Regions from separate parts of the Mus musculus genome. Here region 1 is linked to region 2. Evidence: chromatin loops called from intact Hi-C (ENCODE). Cell type or tissue: heart. All regions are shown on one strand. Each heading gives the region's core, and the rest is flanking DNA. Links, peaks and the distances in the headings are about the cores only. Region 1 holds the start of LOC115485644 (a small nucleolar RNA gene). Region 2 has its middle 43 kb from the start of Sh2d4a.

Evidence for each region. Hi-C counts contacts between places; a loop is a spot of excess contacts. Peaks named below come from ENCODE experiments on the same cell type or tissue, not always from the same donor. Only the 100,000 strongest peaks of a DNase experiment are listed, where the experiment ranks them.
Region 1: it touches region 2 in a loop (8-fold over the local background); 13 of 42 quality-filtered maps call a loop at or near these places.

What each region holds. Positions count from the first base shown.
Region 1 is chr8:68,005,219-68,015,768 of GRCm38, reverse strand. Gm15991 (a long non-coding RNA gene) reads right to left here. Exons shown (of 7, transcript XR_003947558.1): 5 at 5,153-9,510; 6 at 3,715-4,179. LOC115485644 (a small nucleolar RNA gene) reads right to left here and starts at 5,429; the gene lies at 5,299-5,429. It also overlaps a transcript of Psd3 not described here. In heart, for the core only: a CTCF peak has its summit at 5,384 (motif pointing left); no DNase peak of the experiment used is centred there.
Region 2 is chr8:68,227,917-68,238,466 of GRCm38, reverse strand. No RefSeq gene overlaps it. Among named protein-coding and RNA genes, the nearest start is that of Sh2d4a, 43 kb to the left of the region's middle. In heart, for the core only: no CTCF peak of the experiment used is centred there; a DNase peak (open chromatin) is centred at 5,286.

The DNA.
Region 1 (10,550 bases), core at 4,364-6,863, 220 kb after region 2:
TTGTGATAAAAACTGCATGGTACTGGTATAGAGACAGACAAGTAGACCAATGGAATAGAATTGAAGACCCAGAAATGAACCCACACACCTATGGTCACTTGATCTTCGACAAGGGAGCTAAAACCATCCAGTGGAAGAAAGACAGCATTTTCAACAATTGGTGCTGGCACAACTGGTTGTTATCATGTAGAAGAATGCGAATCGATCCATACTTATCTCCTTGTACTAAGGTCAAATCTAAGTGGATCAAGGAACTTCACATAAAACCAGAGACACTGAAACTTATAGAGGAGAAAGTGGGGAAAAGCCTTGAAGATATGGGTACAGGGGAAAAATTCCTGAACAGAACAGCAATGGCTTGCTCTGTAAGATCGAGAATTGACAAATGGGACCTAATGAAACTCCAAAGTTTCTGCAAGGCAAAAGACACCGTCAATAAGACAAAAAGACCACCAACAGATTGGGAAAGGATCTTTACCTATCCTAAATCAGATAGGGGACTAATATCCAACATATATAAAGAACTCAAGAAGGTGGACTTCAGAAAATCAAATAACCCCATTAAAAAATGGGGCTCAGAACTGAACAAAGAATTCTCACCTGAGGAATACCGAATGGCAGAGAAGCACCTGAAAAAATGCTCAACATCCTTAATCATCAGGGAAATGCAAATCAAAACAACCCTGAGATTCCACCTCACACCAGTCAGAATGGCTAAGATCAAAAATTCAGGTGACAGCAGATGCTGGCGTGGATGTGGAGAAAGAGGAACACTCCTCCATTGTTGGTGGGATTGCAGGCTTGTACAACCACTATGGAAATCAGTCTGGCGGTTCCTCAGAAAACTGGATATAGTACTACCGGAGGATCCAGCAATACCTCTCCTGGGCATATATCCAGAAGATGCCCCAACTGGTAAGAAGGACACATGCTCCACTATGTTCATAGCAGCCTTATTTATAATAGCCAGAAGCTGGAAGGAACCCAGATGCCCCTCAACAGAGGAATGGATACAGAAAATGTGGTACATCTACACAATGGAGTACTACTCAGCTATTAAAAAGAATGAATTTATGAAATTCCTAGCCAAATGGATGGACCTGGAGGGCATCATCCTGAGTGAGGTAACACATTCACAAAGGAACTCACACAATATGTACTCACTGATAAGTGGATATTAGCCCAAAACCTAAGATACCCAAGATATAAGATACAATTTCCTAAACACATGAAACTCAAGAAAAATGAAGACTGAAGTGTGAACACTATGCCCCTCCTTAGAAGTGGGAACAAAACACCCTTGGAAGGAGTTACAGAGACAAAGTTTGGAGCTGAGATAAAAGGATGGACCATGTAGACACTAGCATATCCGGGGATCCATCCCATAATCAGCTTCCAAATGCTGACACCATTGCATACACTAGCAAGATTATGCTGAAAGGACCCTGATATAGCTGTCTCTTGTCAGAGTATGCCTGGGCCTAGCAAACATAGAAGTGGATGCTCACAGTCGGCTATTGGATGGATCACATGGCCCCCAATGAAGGAGCTAGAGAAAGTACCAAAGAAGCTAAAGGGATCTGCAACCCTATAGGTGGAACAACATTATGAACTAACCAGTACCCGGGAGCTCTTGACTCTAGCTGCATATGCATCAAAAGATGGCCTAGTCGGCCATCACTGGAAAGAGAGGCCCATTGGACACGCAAACTTTATATGCCCCAGTACAGGGGAACGCCAGGGCCATAAAAGGGGAGTGGGTGGGTAGGGGAGAGGGGGTGGGTGGCTATGGGGGACTTTTGGTATAGCATTGCAAATGTAAATGAGCGAAATACCTAATAAAAAATGGAAAAAAAAAAAAAAAAGCATTGCTATAAAACAAGTGGTTTCACTTGCTGTTTTTTCCCAGACCAGACCGGTTTTGTGATATGGTAGGATGGATGGATGGGTGGATGGACAGATGCACTGTGGATTGGTTGATGCATACATGCCCTACATTGCTTGCTTCCGGGTTAGGGAGCAAATATTGGTCAGTTACTAGTAAGGAAATTTTAGCTATATTTGATTGAAGGACTGCATAAGGTTGATTGCATGTATAAAGATCCAGTGTTTAGTTGGTATCCTTTCTCAATACTCTGTTATCGAGGTTTTGTTCTTAGAGGTTAAAGTTCACTTATATAACTAATACACGAGCATACTGAAAATTCAACACATTACTGATAGATCAAGGTTTTCTTTGTACTCTGAATCTTCGGCCCTTTCTATCTACTTTTAGGATTTTAACCTTCTAGTTTCTTTTCTCCCTTTCCCTCTCCTCCAGAGCCATAGCCTCAGCCAGAGTCTATGTATACATATGCATAGTTATAAAATAACAAAAATTTCTCATATCTAAGACACCATGGGGGGTCTTTTGAGAAAAGTATAAGGTAATGAATGATATCTTAGATTTTTTTTAAAAAAGTATTGTCTACTTTGGTCATTCTGAAAAAACTTTGCCTTCTGGATTGCGACTATGTTGGCTGGGTTATTGTTTTCCATACAGTAGAATTATACTCCAGTGATGCTACACCCCTCACAGTTCTAATTAATTTGCTCTTAAAGCACATTAAGGATTTGTAATCAGATTCATACCAAGAATCTTTGGTCGCAAGTTAATCAAAGCTATTAATTTCGTTTAGCCATATTTTATTATAATGGATGGTTATCAGTACAATTTGTAGGAAATTTTTACACTTTGTATGGATTTCCAAAGTTCATTTGTAATCGAATTATTTGGAGCTCTGCTTTTATTTTTCTCTGACATAAGTCAGGTTCCTTATTTCTAGCATGTACAAGCAAGTCTTAATACATCTCAAGAAGATTTGGTAAAAATATGTTCGTTGAACCACACCTGTCTTAGTTATTGCTGTGATAAAAATACCATGACCAAAGCAACTTGGCAGGGAAGAGGTTTATTTGGCTTACACTTCCCTATCATTGTTCATCATTGAAGAAAGTTGGGACAGGAACTCACACAAGGTAGGAACCTGGAGTGAGGAGCTGGTGCAGAGGCCATGAAGGGGTACTGTTTACTGCCTTGCTTCCCATGGCCTGGCTGGGCCCTTCCATCAATCACCAATTAACAAAATGTCCCACAGGCTTGCTCACAGCCTGATCTTATGGAGGTATTTTCTTGATTGAGGTTCCCTCCTCTCAGGTGACTTTAGATTATGTCAAGTTGATATAAAACTGTGTAGCACAGTATCTTCAGTAAAACATGACACACTTTTAAAAGTCTAAACCTGGGAAGTATAATTTATCACATTGAGTGTGTGTGTGTGTGTTTTCTATCCATCGATGCACAGGTCAAATGAATAAACCTCTGTTCTCAGAAGATCTGCAGAGTTAAGATGGCAGGATTGGGGTGAGGGTGAAGTTGGCTGTATACTTTATAAAAGCTATGAGCCATTTATTCTATCTGTGTCTAAGAGCATTGACAGTTTGCATTTACATTTTGTTCTTTAGCTCATGTACTTCTGTTGACAATTCACTGTGGGGATAACTTGTCTTAGGTAGCAAGGGTTGTTTCTCCAGTGTTGTCACATCCCTTGCATTGGATGATTCCAGAGCAGTTTCATCTCTGTTATTATTACTAACAATACAAATGTAAAACCATTGATTAAAAACAGTGAACGGCTTTAAGATACTCAGAATAAGTAGGAAATGCTAGCTTACCCACACATGTGTCCAGGTTCTTAGTGGTTGTAGCTTGTAATGCGGAGGTGGATGTGGCTTCAAAGGGACGGACTTTGCTCTATGTCCTCAGCTACACTGCTGTCTCTTAGGCCTTTTAGAACCTTTGGTAGCTCCAGAATGAATAGGTATAACTCAGACTTCAGCATGCCTAAGAGGTAGCCTCAGGCGTTCGGTCACAGTGCTTGCTAGTTCTCCAGCAACTCTCCTGGTAGTTGGGTGTAGTTGACGTCCCAGATGGTTCATCCTGGTGCATTTGCCCACACGCTCCCCACTTAGCGTGAGCAGTGCATAGAAGCTCTGCCCCAGGATGCCTTGCTCTGCCTTTGCTTTCTTAAGCTCAACTCTTGGCTCCTTTGTTTCTGAGGGTGAAGTTGATGACTTCTTAAAGCCTCAGGGAACAGCATGGCATTCCTGAAGTGGTGACTGGACAAATGGAATCTGAAACTTTTAAAGAAGATTCTTGAAAGAATCATCTGCTTAAAAAAATTACACTTTTTTTTTGGAAATTATTGTCAAATCATAGTTGTGTATACTTGCAGTTTTGTGAGGAAGTGAAATCAGCCAGGTGTACATAGAAAAAATAAATACTGTACATTCTCACTTTTATGTGAAACCAAAAACAATTGAACTAATAGAAGTAGACATCAGAATGGGAATTAAAAAAGCAGGGGTGTTGAGAACAGGACAAAAGAGTCAACTCCCCCTCTCTGTTACCCACCTTCCAGTCTTGCAACTGCCCCCCCCCAACATAGAAAAAACCTTGTTGTGGAAGTGTGGTGTGTCACAGTGTGTCCCACAGTATACCTTTTGCCCTTACTTCTTTGCTTGCAAATGTTACTGCAATGATCCCTTGGTCTGGTACGAGGCTTCTGGCTTCTGTTACTCTATTAATGCTGGAACCTCACTAGGCCTCCTCTCAGATAGGCTGTTGTTGACCCTGTGTCATGGAGGTCCTGTAGTTTTGGTTCTGTAGGACTGGTCCCTTTATACACTCCACCAGTTCATCGATGGGGAAGATGTTGTGGTGGGCCAATTTCCTTGATCTGGGCTTTACAGCCCTTTGGCTCTCCCCCTTTCAGGCCCTTGGGGGTTGGCTCAGCAGCAGCCCCTGCTACCAGGGGCAACTCTACCCTGATGCCCGAGCAAGGTGCAGGGTCTGCTCTTTCAAGTGCTGCAGCTGGTTAGGGGTAGGGCCAGCTCTCCTGCTCTAATGACCTCAGGGCCTGCTATCCTGTTTGCTGTAGGTGGAGAAGGGTGGGACTGGGTATATCTCTCCCTTGCCTATGCCCCTGCACAGCAGACAAGTGGCAGGGTCAGTTCTTACATGTTCATGACTACTCATCACACCTTCCATTCTTATTACACACCCAGGGTCAGCTCTACTGTGCTGCCCAGGTGAGGTGCAGGTCCCACTCACCTGAGTGCTGTAGCTGGTGAGGGCCACGGCCAGCTCTCTGGTTCACTCCCACCACAGTGGGGCTCTTTTGCTCTCCAGCTTGCTCCCTGTCCTGGGAGCATCTGGGCCTTCCTGGCGCTGCATTGGTGGTTGTCTCACTTTCAGGGAATGTCAGGCTACCATCATTCAGCTGTTCAAAGGTCAGAACACTGAGCTTAGGCACAGCCTGTCTCCTCTCTGCCACCTACTGACACACCGGTGACACAGCAGCCACACGTACAGTGCTTCTAGGGGCAGGGTTGGTTTTTTTGTTTGTTTGTTTTTTTGTTTGTTTGTTTGTTTTTGTTTTTTAATTTAAGGAAGAAATCGCAAAGATGGATGGGAAAGGGATGGGAAGATGGAGAAAGTGATTATGGGAAGAGTTGGAGGACTGGGTGTGTGTGCATGTCTTTAATAAAATACATTAACTAAAATTCTCAAAGAACAAGCAACGAAATTATTAAAATTCAGAAAACAAAATTCAGAAAGTATTTACTCTTAACAAGCATTTTGTTTCTTAGAAGTTTAACCCTTGTGGCTTACAATAAATGACTTGTATGTGAGCATTTACTACGAGTGGTAGTTTGTGTCTTTGTACAGCTAAAGCCATACAGTTGGAGGGAGCTGCTTGGTGCTGTAGGTAAAGTTACTGTCTCAAAGCCCTTTCACCCCTTTAGTTGTTTAAAAAAGCAATCTAAGCAACCTACGGGGAGCAAGCTGCTACGCAGTGTTCCTCCGTGATCCAAGCCCCAGGTCCTGCTTCTAGATTCTGGCCATGAGACCTTGCCAGTTCCCTTCATGATGAATTACAAGCTGTAAGAGGAAATAAGTTACTTTTGGTCATGGTGTTTATTACAGTAATAGCAAACTAAAATAATAAAACCTTACCAGGGCAGTTTGAAGAAATGATTTTATTAGTGAACTACTAATGTAACTTTTAGTATTTAACAGAAGTACCCACATAATAGATTTTGCTATCTATATATTTTTAAAATAAAATTTTGATAAGCAATTCATCTAGGCCACGAATAATGAATGTTTACCTGAGTCTTGGTATCATTTTTGTGTTCATTTCTGTTTTTCGGACCTAGTGTTCTTTTTGGTGTCCCTCTTTGCCTCAACCATATAGATGCTGTTTTGGGGGGAGTTTCTTACAACATTCTGTGCGTATTGCTTGTTTTCAGTGCCTTGCCACTTCCTGTTTATTAAATAATACACTGAGGAACATTTATAAACATCATAGAGTCTCCTTGAATTTTCATGGGTTCTGATTATGCTGTTGGATAGTCCCAGCATTCCTTGCTCATGTAGCTTAGCATAGGGTCAGGAGCATCCACTGCATGTGGTGTGGATGGATGGCTCTAGAGTTCTCCTTGCCAACCAGGAGTCTAGCAAGCAGGTTCAAAATTTTAAGAGTATTTGTTTTGATTTTCTAAAATGTGAACCTTAATTTCGTTTGCTTTATTTGTGAATTTTAATGTATCAGTACATAGACCCAGAGCTTGAGGCAGCCAAAAAAAAAAAAAAAAAAAAAAAAAAGGTAAGTTTGGGCAGGTAAAGACAGATAGGTGAAGTAGAGACTTGACTCACTGGGCCTGCTCATTTGCTGGCCAAGGCCCACCCATCAATCATTACTAATTGTGAAATGGTGGGAAAGGCGGAGGAGGGGATATTGTGAGCTAATAGTATTTGGTTGTTAATTTTCTTTTAAAGCCTTTCTTTGAAGCTCCCCAGCTAGTGAGCTAGACACTTGCCATTTTAACAGAGCAAGCTGTGAGGAAAACTTGATTCTGGTATCTTGACTTTGTTTTATAGAAAGCTGTTTTAGACGAATGCTTAGCATCTTATCTTCCTAACATTTTATACCACACTCTCAATAAACAGGTAAATGAGTAAAGGATTGAATAGTAAATAAAGAAATGAATAAATAAATAAAGCAAGCTTCTACTGTCTTACAGGTTAGAATTGTATCCAAGGTAGGTTCAGTTCCTTGCAGAGGGAATATAATCTTCACTCTTGCAAGGCAATTGAAGCAGGTCTAAGCTAAGGTGGTCAGTGGAAGGTGTGTTTGGGTCTGTGACAGGCTTATTTTCATATGATTTCTACAGCTTTCCATGCTTGTTGATAAAAGGTGGTGTGGCTGGGCTGTGTTTGGAGCTTCTGCCTCCTCTCCCCATTGGTGCACAGGCTCTGATTTCCACCTCCCTCAGGGAGCAGCAGAGTGTCCATTTGCCCTTGGCCCAGGGGAGCTGCTTTCAGGAAGTTGGCATAGTCAGTAGACAGCAGCTGGTAGGAAAATGAGAATGGACCTCCAGGGCTTTTCAAAAGGGCATGGATTCAGGTTTGTCTCTTTTGCTCACACTGTTAAAGAGACTGGCAGCCAAGCCGGCAAAAGGGCTAGCTGAGAGGCAGGGTTACCGCTCTTTGCACCTCTTCCGACCCTGTGGCCCCTTTCCTGCATTAGCCCTTTCTTTTGATGTTCATCTCTTCAGTCTCAGAAGTGAAGGATTTAGCCTCTCACTTCCTCTACTGTTCTCCTGGATGCTTTTAGCTTCTCTTGAGAGGCTTCCTGTCCCAGCTCGATGTCCTTACTGACTTTGGGAAGATGCAGTTAGCCTACTGAGGGAAAAGGGAAGAGTTAGTTGTAGGGAGTGGTTATCCCCTTCTTCCCAAGCACCAGAGTTTGCTTCTCTGGAGACTCCAGGAGATAATGTTTCCTTGCACTGCAGATGCCCTGCTCTGCTCTGGATCCCTTCCTTCACTGCAAAGCCAGGAACATTACCATCTTTTCTGTGAGCCCCTCTTGGTGGTTTTTTTTTTTTTTTTGTCACAAAGTTTCTGTCTGGTGTCTCTCTTGCTTCCCCAGGACACTTGTCATTGCATTTAAGGCCCACTTGAATCATAGAGGAGAGTCCTGCAACTTAATTTAATGACGCCTGCACTCCTCTTTATGAGTTTAAACACATGACTCCCACTCCCCTTCCTCTGGTCTGAGTACGGATTGAATTTGTTCTTTGCTTCTCCAAACTTTTGATTTCTCTAACCCTAACCCTAACTCTTAGATTATTTGCTTAAAAAGTATCATGGCCCTTTTCATAATTACATGTTTATAATTTTATATATAAACGTTGCTGTCTGCGGAGTCCTATAAGGATACAGCCCCTCATCCTTACTGCTATTCTAGGAACGGGAACACCTCGCGCTTACAGTTCTGTCACTGTGCTGCAGTGAGAGCAGAAGCTCTGGCCTGGGTGTAGACCAACGTTTCAGTTCACGTCTGGCCATTTTGTTTGTTTGTTTGTTTGTATGTATGTATGTATGTATGTATGTATGTATTTATTTATTTATTTGGCCCAGGGACCATTCCCAGGAAAGAGAGGTCAGCTTAAGGCATGCTAAAGAGATAGGTGGAACAATTTGACCATTTCTTTTTCCAATTTTTCTTCCTCCAGAACAGTAAATCTAGCCACATAGAAAGTATCCAGGAAAACCTGATTTCCCCTTTCCCTCTTTATCTGTTTCAAACATGCTTTCTGTAACCCGTTGGACTCTCCCCAGCATTTTGAGCTTCCTTATTCTTTCTCTAAATTCTCCTTCCCCACCTTGCTTGCTTCTTGACCTCTGTGCTAGCTTAAATGGAATGCTCCCCCCACCCTCCCCTCTCCTCCTCTGGGCTGCCTCTGCAGTTTATAGCTGGGCTGCCCTGGGGGTTTTCTGGCAAACTCTAGTAACATTGTCTTTGAGCTTCTATTTGAGTCCATTCTTAGGTTCTTCTGGTAATGATTTTAAGAACCCCGAGAGGGAACCTTGACTTACCATTTGTCTACTCTAGACAACGTCTCTTTTGCCTTTGCTTACTCCAGGTTTCCCTGATGTATTTGCTAGGCTCTTAACATACCACAGACTGAGTGGCTTATGCAGTAGAACTAAACTGTCTCCTGTGTTTAAAAATCAGCAGTCCATGACTATTGAGTTGATACTGCTGAGGTCCCTTCCCATGGCTTCAGATGGCACCTTCTCCCTTTGTCTTCACGTGGTCTTTGTTTTGGCTATCTCTCTGTGTCTCTCATATTGTTTTCTTAGAAAGTCACCAGCTACCTTAGTTTAAGACCTAATCTGCTGATCTCATTGTAATGACCTCCAAATACAGTTGTGGTTGAAGTCAGGGCTTCAACATGGGTTGTTCAGAATACAGTTCATCCAAGAACACCTAACCAAGTGTCTGCAGCATCAGCTCCAATCTTCAGCTCTCTGACGGCAATTGTTGGTAAGTGCACACAGTACCCTGTTGCACACAGTACCCTGTTGCACACAGTACCCTGTTGCAGTGGACTCAGCTTCTGCAGATAAAGGGAACAGAAGGGATTAAACAGGATTGAACGTGGACGTGAATGTTGGAATTAAGTGTTGGCTTAAAGGGAGTTGTGAAATATTATTTTTATTATTTTCAATTTAGCTTTTAATCTCTTCTGGCCCAAAGAGCTCTGGAATACTCAACTGACTCTCAAATCATATTGAAGTTGAGATAATTAGAACAATACAGTGCATGGTGCTGCTTTAGGCCCATTCTCCTTCCCCTCCACCACTCCTGTGGCCCCAGTCGTTTTCTGCCCACTTCACTGAAAGTGACTTTTACTTATGAAGTTTTCTACTTTGTTTTCTTTCCCCTCCCCTATTTTGTAGCCAGACAGAAATTTTATATGATGTTTTTATTGTGCCTTCATTTCAACTATGTTCTGTGACATGAGGTAGAATTTGTGTGTCTTCTTAGTTCCTAAAAGTTTCAGATTTCAAATTAGAGATGTACATTGTAATACTGGCTTACCTACTTCTTAGCCCTCCTGAGTGCCAAGATCAGGGTTGTGTCAACAAGTCCGCTATCCAGATTCTTTAGCGCTTTTATATAGCAGGGGATCGGAAGTCCAGACATTTATGTTAATTGAAGAGTAGCAAAACTGGATTTTAGTCCTGATCACCCAAATCAAGTTATAAGTCCTTTACTGCCTTTTAAATTACATTTTCGGGGTCAGGCTTTGAACCTAGGCCCTCATGTATGCGAAACATGCACGCTAACTGCTGAGCTTATCCTAGCCCCTATTCTGTATGCTTATCGAAGAGATTTGTGCTCCTAAGTGATTGTGATAAATCAAAAGGAGTAAGTTTTATTCAAGGAGTAATACAGATTGAAAAGCGTGTTACTGAATCATGCATGTCTTTAATCAAGCTGATTATCTCAAATACAGTCGTTCAGAGGTCTACAATTATTGTAGAGCTAGGTGAAGATTTCAAAGCATTAGCATGGGGAGAGCAGAATCAGCAGAGCTCACAGTCTCAGGATAATGGAAGGCAGGAGAGTGCGTTTTATTTCACTTAGCAAAGC
Region 2 (10,550 bases), core at 4,222-6,721:
AATACTCAGAGTCCTGACTTCCACTGATACTAACCAGAGGGGATAGAGTGCAGACCAGTGGCTTGAGTTCACCCAGTGTGACCTGTCCTGCTCCATACAGTCGCTGCTTTGAGAGGCAATACTTTAGTCATGTAATCAGTTTGATTGTTAAAACAAATCTGGAAGCTTTCTTTCCTCAATGTCTGTCCTTAAGGAAAAGAGCTACCAGTCCAACAGTGAAATCCAACAGGTTAAATGTCTTGCATTTCACTATGACAAAAAAGCAAAGTAGACTTTTCCAATTCAATTATGGCCCCTTGTCTTTTTTGTTTTATAACTTGAAAATTGCAGACTATTAAGAAAGGAAAAAAAGTCATCCACTATCCTAATTCATAAAACAGAATATTTTAAACATTTGCTTCTAAGCATTTTAACAGTTGTAACAATAGCACCATTGCACCTTACTATCTTACATTATTTCCTATTCTGTAATTTTAATGTCTGCATAATATTTCTTCTATTATTTCCCATAACTATTCTCCATTAGTTAGCATTTAAATTGCTTCCATCCAGTTTTTCAGCTTAGAGTGCACTGCAGTGAGCATCTGTGAGCACAGAGGTTTTCTTATATTTTCCATTATTTCTTGGGAATAAATTTCTAGAGCTTGAATTTTAGGTCAAATGGCATATTCTTATGATTCTTTGTGCATTTCACTAACTTGCTTTCCAGGGTAATCATACTGATTAACAAAGCATGATGCCTGCAAACTCTCAGATTGTAATAAATCTACAATATAATAATGGGGATGTGTGTGTGTGTGTGTGTGTGTGTGTTGGTTTTTGGAGACAGGGTTTCTCTGTGTAACCCTTGCTGTACTAGAACTTGCTCTGTGGACTAGACTGGTCTTGAACTCAGAGATCTGTCTGATTATGCCTGCTGGGATTAAGGATATGTACTGCCAGCAAGAGAGATATTTTTACTTAGAGTTGCAGTTAAGAGATAGGTCATTGCTCCATTCATTATTGATGCAGCTATTTTGAAGTATGTGTCAGACACACACATACATACACATGTAATACATCAAATATAGGCAGCAAGACATATTTCTCTGTTGTCTTTTATCTTCCTTCCTTTCTTCCCCCAAGCTGTGAACACCTTACAGTCTACCCAAAGAGCATCTTAGCACTTCATAGGGGCAATAAAACCCAGACACAGTTGTTTAATGGCAAATGCTAACAGGTACATGAAGCAAGACTAATGTTCTATGGTAGAGGCCAGTAACTGTGTGTTGATTGGCTCATGCCATCCTAGAAGTAGACAGATTTTATGGTGGACTTCTAGTCCAATAGTAAAGCTAAAAATAAAATAAAATAAAATAAAATAAAATAAAATAAAATAAAATAAAATAAAAAGGCCGGGAGCAGGGGGCTGGAGAGGTGGCTCAGTGGTTAAGAGCACGGACTGCTCTTCCAAAGATCCTGAGTTCAAATCCCAGCAACCACATGGTGGCTCACAAACATCCATAATGACATCTGATGCCCTCTCCTGGAGTGTCTGAACACAGCCACAGGGTATTTACATAAAAATAATAATTAAATCTTAAAAAAAAAAGATGTACACCTGGCTAAGGACTTTTTTAAAAATCTTATTTGTAGTTCAAGCAGTCCTCAAATACTTAATCCTCCTGTCTCAGCATCTGAAGTAGCAGGAGCTCCAGATGTGTGCCGCTGCACTTGACCTGAGGATCGTTCCTGCTGAGGGTACTACTGAGTGCCTGAGAGACTGATGACTGCACAGGCATGGATCTCGGGATACTCTCTCTGCTCCCGAGGGAAGCTGCAGAAGGTTTGGAGGACGACACTTTGGTACTCCGGGGCCAAATGAGCTCATGGTGCTTTTAATGTGTGCCCTGACTCCACTTAGCTGCACTCAACCCCAACTCTTCCTCCCTGCTGCCATTTCATCTACAGATGTAATATTGTATAGAAAGGGGACACAATTTATAGCTTAGGACAGCCTAGTTCTGCTAAAACAGAATAAGTTAGTCCTCAATTCCCTGTTTTTCTAAGGTCTATCAAATGATCTTGAGTCAGAAGGCTGAAGACCGATGTTCCAATGTTTTGAAGTATAGGGACTAGTGGTCTCTATAAATTGGCTAAGTTTTAGAAGCTATATTTTGTGCTTCTCCTATTTTTAGGTAATATTCGTCATTCTTGCTTTTCTGATGGAGTTGAAGACCGATGGTCTCATAGCCAACCCAAGCTGTTTAGCATTGAGAAAGATGATATAGATTTGAGAGGATAGTTTTTAAATGGCATACAACCTAAAGCCAGGACATAAATCAGTGTAAAATTATAAGTCTTTTAGTTAGGGCAGATGACATCGTTCTATCTTAATGACAAAAATGATGGACTGGGTGTTAGGTCTATCTTATATCTTATAAATTACAAAATGGTAAAAGTTGTGTTCAATTTATATTTTGAAAGAATTTGTTTTTATTTTTTATTTTAATTTAAACAGAAAGGATGATATGTGACAGGATTTTCCCTATCCAATCACATTAAAATATTAGGGCAGCAGGATGTCTGTGATTAGACAGGGAAAAGGGAGGCAGAGCTAGGAGTTACAGGGACAGAGAGTGTTTCAAGGAGAGATGAAGGCCAAGATGGAGGAGGATGCACAGGAGGAAAAACCTGAACCCGTGTGGCTTTAGATAGCCTCAGGTAGTTATGATATCATAAGGTTAGGATAATTGGGATAATTTGTCTAATCTAGGTGGGCATCTTTTATCATTATCAATTGGTTCTGAAATAATTGTATTTGCATCTTATAAATTGAGAATTTATTGATATATAAATCTGATTGGTTAATTATAATCTTCAAGAGTTTTATTTCTACCAGGTTGATGGGTGGTGTGGCGACTGACTGTGGGGTGGACGGTCATTGTGTGGGGCTGGCATGGCAGCAATCCACCAAGGAACTGGGGAGCTCTGGCCCAAAGAGACCTCTGAGTTGAGATCACCAGCTAGAGCCATGTGTCCCTGGGTTGAACAGTCGGCACCCACCGCCCGGGAAGCAGATGGATACCGCTGTAGGTGCCTAGTTCCATAGTTCATGGTGAAGACTGTGGGACATATTTTATTTATTTGTGTATCTTGCTTCATGCATATTTTGCCTGTATGTATCACTGTGTACCATGTGCACACCTGGTGCCCACAGAGGCCAGAGGATGGGGTGGTTGGAGCACCAGGAACGTAGGTTACAGAGGGTTGTGATTTGTCATATGGGTGCTGAGAATCAAACCCAAGTCCTCTGGAAGAGCAATAAAGTAACACTGCAGAAAAACGAGAATCTAAACCATCGTGGGAGCTAGTGTCCAGAGGGAAAGAGCACCTACCTCCATTCTCAGACCCTAAAAGAGTGCATCACTTGTAAAGAATTAAATCCAATTATAAATGCCTTTTAATGTATTGTTGGTTTGTGTTATCAGGATATTTACTTGGTCTTAGGTAATAGAGATAAAATATTCGTTCCCCTAAAGAGGTTTTTTTTTTTTAATTTCTGAATTCCAAATAAATACTATAGTAATTTGCTGAATCTTTTAAATGTACATGAAAGTTTCAATTAGGAACATTTTTCTTAAATATTTATTCGATTTCATTAAATATCAAGTATTTATTTTATACGAGTTTTATATTTTATTTTCATTAATTTACTTATAGTTGTTTTTATATAACTAAGCATAACTTAAGTGTTAAAGATTTTCTTTGAGAAATCTTGAATTCTGCATAAAAATTAATTCCTACACGTCCTAACTACCACTGCCAAGTTTACTAAATGAAAATACAAAGGGAGAGCTTGGTGATGGTGCTGCATGCCTTTAAGCCTAGCTAGCACTCGAGAGGCAGAGGCAGGTGGGTCTCTGAGTTCTTTGTTAGCCTGGTCTGTAGAGCAAGTTCGAGAACAGCCAAGGCTACACAGAAAACCGCTGTCTTCAAGAAGAAGGAAGGAGAGGAAGAAGAGAAGGAGGAGGAAGGGAAGAAGGAGGAGGGGGAAGGGGAGGGGAAGAGGAAGAAGCAGCTACGATAGTGGGAGGGGGAGAATATAGAATGAAAGTCCATTTAAATATGAATTTCTAAGTAGATGTGATTACTTTCCAGTATAAATGCCTCACACTTATCTGAAACATATTTTAAAAAATATTACTTACTTAAAATTCAAAGTTAACTAGCATTTGGGTTTCAACTGACATTGCTGCCTTTTAACCACAGTGGCACAAAGCTCTTTGCCTCTGCTCAGGGGGTAAGTGTGCAGTGATGGTTTAGTGTGGTTTTTCATGTGCTAGAGGCACAGGATTTTATTGATCCCATTAGTGGTAGCAATAAACATTTGTATTTGGACGTAAGCAATGGATTTGAACTGGGCATAGTGGCCAACCCTGCCATCCTAGCAACAAAGAGGCTGAAACAGGAGGATGGAATGATTGCATCTATCTGCATTACATAATGAGTTCTAGCCCAGCATGGACTTCATAGTGAGAGTGTCTATAAAGTAAACTAATTAATTAAATATGTTGAAAAGGAGATACCATAGAGAATATAAATATAAAAAGACAGTCCTTCAATTCCATAATTATCCTATTAATAACTTTTCAGTTTTTGTGTTTGTTTACTTGTTTTTGTTTCTTGTTTTGTTTGATTGTTTTTATTTTTTCTGTTTTGCTTTGTTCTTTTTGTTTTGTTTTAAAAGTGATAGAGAGGGGATAGGGACTTGAAAGATGGCTCAGTGGTTCAGGGTGCACATCCCCACACCTACACACAGGATCATCAATGTAAAATCCTCACTGTTGCGGGTGGTACTGCTGAGGAATGTGTCTGATGGCCTGGGGCCTCAGACTAGCATTTGTCTACACTCACAGAATCTGAAATTTGAACACTAAACCACTGAGGATCTCTACTTATGATTTTTGTGAGGCTTCTGTCTTGCTACAAGATTGGCTTTCCCAGGTGGAAAGCAGCTACATTCTTCGCAATCGATCCTGCCCTCGAAACCATGTCTTCACCTCACTCTATTTTCTTCTTTCCATCTCTTTATTCCTTATTCCTCTTTAGCATAATCTGCCATAGAAGAATGTTCTCTACTTATCTACAATATGTTAGCACAAATCAAGAGGACGATGACTTTCCGTTTTTTGGAGGAGGGGGTCAGTTTACTGTATTTAGCGTTCACCACATTCAATTTGCTTAAGATACATTAAATAAAGAGTTCTTCCAGCAGGCGGCGCTGTAGGCTTCTGCAGCCACTGGCTGTAAAAACAAGTCCTCGCTGTCCTGGAGGATCAGAAAGGAACTTTCTGTCTCCTCTCAGGGACAAAGCTAACTTTATTCAAAGAACCCTGTAAGCCTTTCTACAAACTCAACTGATAATCAGGCCATTCAGGATATTGATTGAGAATCCTGGAGAAATAACGATTGGATTAGCTAAGACTGTTTGCAAGATTGGCACTCTCAGTGAAGACTGATCTCTCTTTCAGATATGCGGTGTTAATACAGGTGCTAATCTGGGGGTGGGGAGTATGCCGCTCAATTTAAATACAAATAGAATTTAGGGTAGCACAGTGGCCCATGGTCAGTAGCACAAAGCATTGTTCAGAATCGCCTTGAGAGCTTGTATTAGAAAAATCTCTTGATTCCTATAGTGGTTTGAGCAGGTTTGGCCCCCATAGACTCCTGTGTTTGAATGCTTGGCCCATAGAGAGCGAGCACTATTAGGAGATGTGGCCTTGTTGGAGTAAGTGCGGGCTTTATGAAGGAAGTGTGTCACTGTGGGTGCGAGTTTTGAGGTCTTTGGCCAGTGCAACGCTTATTCTCTGTGGCTTCAGATGTAGAGCTCTCAACTCCATCTCCAGCACCATGCCTGGACACTCTGCCATGTTTCCCGCCATGATGATAATGGACTCCGAAACTGTAAACTAGGCTCAATTTAATCTTTTCCTTTATAAGACTTGCCATGGTCATAGTGTCTTGTAGTCACAGACTTTTTCATCCGTACTCCAGTTCCCAAATAACAACTCAGTGGCTTATTGTTGTTAATAAATGCCTAGGCCCTAAACTAGGCTTGTTGCCAGACTAGCTCGTACCTTATATTAACCTGTTATTCTATTCTATGCTGCCACATGGATAGTTACCTCGCCTCAGTTTTATATGTCTGATTTCCTCCAAGTTTGAGTGGGGAATCTTTTCCCATGCCTATCTCCCAGAGTTCCCTCCTCTCTCTGCTGTTTGTCCCACTTTCTAATCCTGCCTCAGCTTATTAGCCATCAGATTTTTGTTGACAGGTAATGCTTCCACACTGTACACAGAGATTATTCCTACAGTGTCTCTTCACAGCAATAAAATCCCAACGAAGACAATTTCATTCTGGAATATTCTGATTGGGTAGATCTGGGGAGGATCTGACAGTCTGCTTCTTAGTCTCCATGGGGAGTTCTATTGGCTGCTCATACTATCTGAGGCCTTGCCATCAGGTTCTCCTAATTGTTCTTTGTCTTTTGGTTTATGTGATTTGATGGAAGGAGTAGATCATATTGATATGTGTTGTCACATTCCTGGAGCGTTATGCTCATCTGTACAATGGGTTCAGCTGGAGAGCCCATATTTCAGCTCGGATTAGATGTCCATGTCCCCTACATCTCCTCCCTACTGAAGCAGTATGGCATGTAGTTTTTGCTACCCAGCTTTAAGCTCCAGGTAGACCACGCTACCAGCCCCAGCCAGATTCCCTCGGATCCGTGGATGAAACACATACACATATTAACTCAATTTTCAACCTGCTTATGCTAGCATGCCCTTGCCAATACTCTTAACTCAGAACCCTCAATCTGCCCCAAACTTTAGTTGCTCAGTTACCTTCTCCTTGACCCAAAACTGCCCTCAGCTTTAGTTGTGTTTCTAATCTCCTGCCTGGGGAAATGGCCTATGCCCACTCCTCCTGAGATCTCACATGGCTTGGTCACCATTTTTCCCTCCAAAGCATAGTGAAAAATCTCCTCTTTCTCCTGCATCTACTAGCTTGCCTGTGAGAACCCAGAAGTCCTATCTATATTGCCCAGCTCATTGGCTGCTAGCATGTTCATTGATGGATCAAGAACCAGTTGGGGAACAGGACCGTAGCATCAGAACCACCCCTACAAAGCATGGCTATGTTGCATGGAGAGACATTACCATCACTGAGACCCTTGCCTTCCTCACTGCCAATTATAACTTCGTGATGTCATTGCATGGTTCTCTCTCTAAGGTTGGTCTGTCTTAGGACACCGACTCTCTTCATTTTTTAAGAAGTGGCAAATGTGTCTTGGGATATTTTTCATTCAGGTCACCAGTTTTGTAATGATTTAGGTATCAGAGATACTACAAAGGAATAATTAGTGAAATATGCTCACTGTGCAAGGATAATAATACATGAACATTAATGATTGAGTTGATTTATATTAAAAGAAGAGAACAGAATAAAAACTTTCTGGAAAGACGTGGACTCTCTGAACAGCCTGCACAAGCATTCTCAAGGCACCACCTAGTTGATATGTATGAAAATACAGTGGCCCATCCTCAGTGAATACTGTAAAACTGCAAGCTCCTGGGTATCCTTCTGCCCTTCTGCTCTCTGCTCTACCTGACACCTCCATAGCCTTTAAGAGAGAGAAAACCTCTTATGATCTACATATGAAATAGTCTAGAGTGACATAATGTGAGCCCTTGAGCAGTACCAGAGACCACATTTCTTGATATTAAAGCTTAGCTTATGCCCATCTGAATTCTCAATGACTCTTTTCATAAAACCATGGGACTGTAGTTTTCATATAAACCTGCACTGTGCATGTATGCATATATGCATGTGTATACATGTACGTGTGAGTATGTGTACACTTAGGTACACATGCATGTGGAAACCAGATGTTGATACTGGTTTATTTTTCAATTCCTCTCCACCTTATTTTTCAGGTGGTCTCTCACTGAACCTGGAGCTCGCTGATTGGCTAGAATGGCTGCCCAGCAAGCTCTATGGAGTCTGCTGACTCCTCTTCCTTCCCAGCACTGGGCTTGAAAGTGTTCACCCTATGGCCCACTTCTTATGTGAGGATTCTGACTCAGGACCTTATGCTTGTACAGGAGGCATTTTATCAGCTGAGCCATATCTCCAGCCCCAAATATGCATATTTAATATGTGCTTGCAGATGATTTTGCTGTACAGAAGATTTAGGTTGCCTGTCTGGGTTGTTGGAACTGTTCGCACACATGTGCATGAAAAGAAAGACGCATAATGGATCCTCTCTTTTCTCCCCTTTTAAATTACAGTTAAGTTATACTTAGTAACCAGTGTCTACTTTCTGAAACCAATACAAAAATTACTTTTTACAAGGCATAAGACAAACTATGCATCTTGATCCCTTCATTTCTTGATGAAGAAGCAAGACTTGCAGGAGCCAGTGGTACGTGTCAGTGTTACTAGGCAGCATGCAATAAGGCTAGGACAGCCTGTATGAACTGGGGAAACAGCTGGTTGCGGAAAGCCCATACTGCTTGGGGAAGCTACCATCCACTAGGGACTGAGTCAACTGCCATAGAGAAGACACTGTTTCTTTTTATGTCCATCTTTATTGCTAAAATGTTCTGTATATATCAACACGCTGTAGTACATTACCTGAAAATTATCTTACTTCAAACTTTTCCCTCATATCTCTTTTGTTTGATTAATTATACAATATACAATGTACAATATAAGTATACAATTACATCATTTCCTCTTCCCTCTCTTCTCCCTACAACCTTTTCCCAGTGTTTCCCACTCTCTTTCAAATTCAGTCTGTTATTGTTTATTATTGTTACATACATGCATATAAGTTACTAAATATATAAATACACCCCCTGAGTTAAATTATTGCTGCTTATCTGTTATATAGTCTTAGAGATGACCGCTTAGGTTGGATGATCATTTAGGATGCTTACCTCATAGGATGCTTACCTCATAGGATGCTTACCTCATAGGATGCTTACCTCATAGGATGCTTACCTCATAGGATGCTTACCTCATAGGATGCTTACCTCATAGGATGCTTATCTCATAGGATGCTTACCTCATAGGATGCTTACCTCATAGGATGCTTACCTCATACAGAAGACTTGGTTTCCCTTCCTTGGAAGTCTTTAATTGCATGTAGCTTTTCATCTAAGGGTGAGGCCTTCTCTGATTTCCCCCATCTATGTGGGCATGTCAATTGGCATTGCTGTTATTCAGGTCTTCTTTAGGTAGCCATATTGCTAAGATGTGAGTGCAGCTTCCTTGTCATATCTAGAAGACACAATCCTGAAGCAGACTATCGGGTCCTCTCACTCATTCTGTGGGACCCCCTTTTCTGTGATGTCCCACCAAGAAATTAAATGTAAGAGCTGTGCTATAGATGTGTCAACTGGGGCATGGCACTCCAGAGAAAATTGTTCTCTGCATTGTAACTAATTGTAGATCTTGGCAATGGTCTCTGCTGTGAAAAAAAAAGGTTTTTAGATAAAGGGAGAGAGCTATGCTCTCTCTGTATACACTCAATCTTTGGGTATAAGGATGGGTATTTAGAATGCAGTGAGAAGTTACACTAGATGTGGAAAGTGCCACTAGTAATTTTCCCTCTGAGATCTAGGACCTCATGCTGGTTGACTAGTTTTATAGTAATAGGCATGCATTCTCTTCTTAAGTTCAAGGAGACAGCTGTGTGTTTACCACCAAGATATAAATACTACAGCTGCACCTTCAGGGATATCTTGTTCTATTGGTCATTGTTCAGGTCTATAGGCATCACAGATGCTTTCCTCCCCTGACATACAACTAAGGAAAATGGCCATAGCCAGTACTGTTTGGGGAGTCTCTTGGGCTCCTCTGATCAACAACTTGAAAGGTTTTTCATGCCTGTTACTGGATTTTCTATTAGTCAATAGATCATGGGGGTGCATCATCATCCAAAGTGGCATAACAACAATATAACAATAATATATTGTTCATTACAACATAATTTCCCCTGAAGAGCTTAGCTTTGAAAGAAGCGGAGGACTTTTCATCGGCGCTGAGACAGGGAGAGCTGCAGGCCAGGCATTGGGCAGGGCGGGGACTAGAAAGAAGCTGCAGCTTTTGAACTTTCTCTTTGTCTATTTTAACTTTTCCTAAATGAACCTTGGTTTCAAGAGGAACTAGAATAAATCCATCAATGTGTATAATGGAAAATAATGAAAACACTACTTGTCAAGCCATGTGGAATAGCTAAAGAAGAAATGGTGGGAAATACAATAGTCTTAAATGGTCTAACAGGAAATTTTTAAAATATTATAAATCAGAAGATGTTAGTTTTGTCTAAAGATTTGTCTGTAGAGAACAAAGCATGGCTAACTGCAGATGGGAATGAATTGTCGTGGACCTGAATAATGACAGGCAGCGTTTCAGTAGTCAACCATTTTAAAGACAGGTGTGTGCTATATCCATTCAGATTCTTTGTTCCTCACTTCTTTTTCTACATGTCACTTCATTT